2 separate regions of the Homo sapiens genome follow, and region 1 is linked to region 2. Evidence: read pairs that join two places in POLR2A ChIA-PET (ENCODE). Cell type or tissue: OCI-LY7. All regions are shown on one strand.

The links. ChIA-PET counts read pairs that join two places held together with the same protein. Peaks named below come from ENCODE experiments on the same cell type or tissue, not always from the same donor. Only the 100,000 strongest peaks of a DNase experiment are listed, where the experiment ranks them.
Region 1: POLR2A ChIA-PET joins it to region 2 with 5 read pairs; 2 of 35 experiments call an interaction of 5 or more read pairs at or near these places.

Annotation. Positions count from the first base shown.
Region 1 is chr15:73,963,411-73,965,910 of GRCh38, reverse strand. No RefSeq gene overlaps it. Among named protein-coding and RNA genes, the nearest start is that of STOML1, 28 kb to the left of the region's middle. In OCI-LY7, CTCF peaks have their summits at 769 and 970 (motif pointing right); a DNase peak (open chromatin) is centred at 1,000; H3K4me3 peaks cover 906 bases; H3K27ac peaks cover 899 bases.
Region 2 is chr15:73,725,684-73,728,183 of GRCh38, reverse strand. No RefSeq gene overlaps it. Among named protein-coding and RNA genes, the nearest start is that of INSYN1, 26 kb to the left of the region's middle. In OCI-LY7, no CTCF peak of the experiment used is centred here; no DNase peak of the experiment used is centred here.

The DNA of each region.
Region 1 (2,500 bases), 240 kb before region 2:
TGAAAGAGAAGAGTGTTTTATTTCCTCTTAGGATATAGAAAAACCACAAGGGAACATCATTCCCATTCTTTTCTGGGGGGGCTCCAGTGATCATCCCACCTCAGCCTCCTGAGTAGCTGGGACTACAGGCTCCTGTCGCCATGTCTGGCTAATTTTTTTTTTTTTTTTTTTTTTTTTTTTGTAGAGACAGGGTTTCCCCATGTTGCTCAGGCTGGCTGGTCTTGAACTCCAGGGCTCAAAGGGTCCACCCACCTCACCCCCGAAAGTGCTGGGAGTACAGGAATGAACCACCCCGCCCCCCGACTCTAACAATAACAAAACACCAGATAATTTGCAAAACCATAATTTCTTAAACCAGTCAGATAGCTGAGGTGGCAGGCAACCAAGAGAACTGAATTCCAAAGAGTGACAAGCCCCTCCAAGGAAAGGCAAGACCAACTGTCTTGGGCAGAGCATGTGGTGGGCAGGAGGGAGTCTGCCCTGCCTTCTGAGCTTTTTGCACAGGCCTTCACTGCAGGAAAAAGACTGGAGGCAGAGGGGGAGCCGGGAGAGACCCCTCCCCCTTGCTGGTGGCACAAGCACTCAAGCGGTGATTGACTGCTGTGCAGCGACCCCCACCTGCTTCCCCAGGACGATTCTCTCTGGGCAAAACCACGTGGGAGGCTGCACTCTCTGGCCCCAGGGCTGCTGCGGGAGAGGCAGAAACGAAGATCCACTGCTTCTGGGGCAGGATCAAAGTAAACACCACTTGCCCCTGTGGGAGGCGCAGGACGCACTCTCCTGTGTTAAACCCACAGGAGATAGAAGGCACGACAGGAGGGACAGGAGCACTTCGAAGACTCCACCTTCTGAGACCCTAGTACACAGGCTCTGCGGAGGCTGGGCCAGGAGAATGGAGCAACATCCCACCGTCCGGAAACCCTTTAACACACGTCCACAAACTGCCTCCACTACTAGCCCAACCAAGAGTAGCAGCAACGGCATTTACCACCAGGGGGCGGGCAAGAGCACACAGAGACATTTACCACCAGGAGGAGGGCAAGACCACGCATCCCCTAGGTAGTGCAGGCGAGCAGGGGTTGCTGAGAGCTGAGGGTGGAGCCGCAACTTCCAGAAAATTTCCGGGACCCTCAGGCTGTCTGTGAGAAACACACTTTAAATATAAAAACCTAGGGCTGGGGCGGTGGCTCACACCTGTAATCCCAGCACTTTGGGAGGCCTAGGCGGGCTGATCTCCTGAGGTCAGGAGTTCGAGACCAGCCTGGCCAACATGGTGAAACCCCATCTCTACTAAAAATACAAAAATTAGTCGGATGTGGTGGCACATGCCTGTAATCCCAACCACTTGGGAGGCCGAGGCACGAGAATCGCTTGAACTCGGGAGGTGGAGGTTGCAGTGAGCTGAGATCACGCCATTGCACTTCAGCCTGGGCAACAGAGCGAGACTCTGTCTCAAAAGAAATAAAAAATAATAATAAAGACCTAGATAGCCTAAAACCAAAGGAATGGAAAAAAGGCATGCCATGCAAACACTAATCCAAAGAAAGCTCAAGTGTCTATATTAATGTCAGATGAAGCAGAAACAGAGAATATTTCCAGGAATAAAGAAGGACTGTATATAAAGGGGTTGATTCATCAAGAGGACATCATAACTGTCCATGCATGTGCACTGGAGAACACAGTCAGGGTACATGCAATCGAGACCGTTAGAGCTGAAAGGAGAAATAGACACATCCACTCTTCTCTCAATATTTGGTAGAGCGAGTACACAGAAAATCAGGCTGGGTATGGGTAACTTGAATAACACTAATAACCAACAATCTGATTGACATTTATAGGACATTTCGCACAACAACAGCAGAATACACATTCTTTTTGAGTGCCCATGGAACTTTAGCAAGATAGACCATATTCTGGGCCATAAAGCAAATCTTAACAAATTAAAAATAATTGAAATCATACAAAGTATGTTTTCTCACCATAATGAAATTAAACTATAAATCAGTAACAGAAAGATATCTGGAAAGTCCCCAAATGTTTGGAAATCAAACAACACACTTTTAGATAACTTATGGTTCAAAGAAGAAACCATGAGGATAATTAGAAATATTCTAATGGAAATAAAAATACAACATATCAACACTGTCGATGAAAAGAGTCGAACTCTGTAAAATATTTTAGGAGATTTATTCTAAGCCAAATATGAGTGACCATGGCCCGTGACACAGCCCTCCGAAGCTCCTGAGAACATGTGAACATGTGCCCAAGATGGTCGGGGTGCAGCTTAGTTTTATATATTTTAGGAAGCATGAGACATCAGTCAAATACATTTAAGAAATACATTGGTTTGGTTCAGAAAGGAGGGACAACTCAAAGTGGGGACTTCCAGGCTATAGGTAAATTTAAACATTTTCTGGTTGACAATTGGTTGAGTTTGTCTGAAGATCTGGGATCAATAGAAAGGAAATGTTCAGGTTAAAATAAAGGATTGTGGAAACCA
Region 2 (2,500 bases):
GACAGGACAGAAGGCTGCTAGAGTGGTTAAATTCCAGTTTTAATTAGTGGAAATTTGCTTGGCGGTGTGGAGAGGAATGGCCCAAGTGACCTCTAGAGCTGTAAGGGGAAAGGAGGGGTGGGGTGTGGAGGGCAATGCACGGGTTCCAGCACAAGGAAGAGATTTACCCCATCTACAACCACTTTGGGGTGACTCAAGTATACTGTGAGTACCTTGGACCCACCTGCCGGCAGACAAATGGGTTGTTTCCTCAGGGCCCAGCCACAAGGGCCCACTCTGCCTGCTACCCCGTGTGACATGCAGGATCTCACTAAGTAAGATCCTACTGGCCTCTGGCCGTGGGAGAGGCTGAGGTCTGATTTCTCTCCCGGAAGCCCAGCAGGCCCCAGGCCAGAGCACAGCTAGTCCCAGGTTGTCGCTATGCCCTCTGCATTCCTATCTGGTTGGCAGGGAGCTCTAGGCTTGTAGTGAGAGCTCCCTTCATTATAGAAAAGGGAGCTTAATGTTCTAGGAACTCATCTCCTTCTCCTCTTCCACCTTCTCCTACTCCTTGACTCATCAAGCACTAAGTAAGCATGTCTAGTCATCTTTCACGTCACACAAACAGACTTCTCTGCTTTTTAAAGATGTGCATCCTGGGCTGTGGACACAGCAATAGAGAAGGGCTGCACTGAATGAATCACACTTTTGCCTGACTGCCCCAGTGATAAGTGGCCTTCCTAGTGGTTGGATGGGAATAAGAGCTCAACTGTAAGACAGGCCGGTCTACAACCAGAGATAGGGCCCAGGGAGAGACCAAAAATAGGACTCAGTTCAGATCAAGGAAGGGGCTGAGTCTATAACTAGAATCAGGGTTCTATCTGTGACCAGGATCAGGGCTCAGTATATGACCAGGATTAGGGTTCAGTGTGTGATCAGGATCAGGACTCAGTGCACCACTGGGGTCAGGGTTCAGTGTGTGACCAGATCAGGGCTCTGTGACCAGAATTGTAGCTCAGTCTATGACCAGAGATTGAGCTTAGTGTGTGACCACAGTCAGCTCAGTGTGTTCCCATGGTTGGGGCTCAGTCTGTGACCCTGAGCCCATCACAGCGTCAGGGTTCAGTGTGTGACCAGGATCAAGGCTCAGTGCGTGACTGGGGTAAGGGCTCAGTGTATGATTAGAATCAGGGTTCAGTGTGTGACCAGAATTGGAGCTCAGTCTATGACCAGGGTTGGAGCTAAGTGTGTCTCCAGGGTTGGGGCTCAGTCTATGACCCTGAGCCCATCACAGGGTCAGGGTTTAGTGTGTGACCAGGGTCAGGGTTTTGTCTTTCCTATATGACTCAGTTCTCTGATCTAGTATAAACCTTTCTTCACATACAAAATGTGAAACAAATTGTTGCTCTCCTGTCTTAAGACCTTTTATGGGAAAAGCCTGCAAAAAAGATTTCCATGGTGCCTGGTGGTCTTTAGGAATGCAGTGCAGCCATTTGGCAGAGCGCCGGAGACCCTCGTGGCCTGGCCTCTGCTGCTCTCTACTCACCTTGCTTCTCCTCTCCATGCAGCTTTTGTTCAAGGCATAGGAGCTGCTTGCAGTTCCCTGAAGTGCCTGGTTACTTCATGCATCTGTGTTCTTCAAGGCCATTTCCCCTCGTGGCACTGACCCTGCCCCTCTTCAGTACTGTGTAGCAGTTAGAAGCTCAAGCGCTAAAGTAGACGAAAGCTGGATTCAAACCTGCCTCCGTCACTTCCTTGCTGTGGGATTTTTGGGCAAATAGCTTAGCTTCATCTTTACACAGAGGCATACTCAATATTCATGCATGGGCTGGTGGGAGATTTTCCTGGTGAGCCCGTGGTCAGGTTTTAATGCATATTACTCATTTTCATCATTAATGGTTCCCCATTGTGTCTGAGATGTTTGGTGAACACTCAGCATCCCTTTCCTGCCATCTTCTCATGGCCTTGCTAGACTGCAGTGCCTGGGAAGCTAAACATGCAGGGCTCCCTTGCAGCTGAAGTTGTGTGTGAATTAAGTTCCAGCAATTAGAGGCCCTTTGGCAAAACCTGGAAGGCAGATTTGGAGGCTTATCTGTGGCTGCTTTCAGCCAGTAAGCCTGTGGAACTGCAGCAGCATTTCAGTGCTGAGGCCTCAGATTCAGGGGTGTGGAAGGGTAGCAGCGATGGGTTTCTTTTTGTACCCTGGATCAGGTTGAAGCATGGTCTTGAACCCAATGGTTCCAATGATTCTTCCCCCATTCCCCATATTTTTGCTGCTATAACTAAATACCACAAATTCAGAGGCTTGTAACAACACACATTTATTCTCTCATAGCTGTGGAGGTCAGAAGTCCAAAATCGGTTTCACTGGGCTAAAGTCAAGGTGTCAGCAGCTCTGAGTTCCTTCTGGAGGCTCCAAGGACAGTCCATTTCCTTGCCTTGTCCAGTTTCTAGAGGCCTCCTGCCTTCCTTGGCTCACAGCCCCTTCCTCCGTCTTCAAGCCAGCTCCTGGTCTGTCATC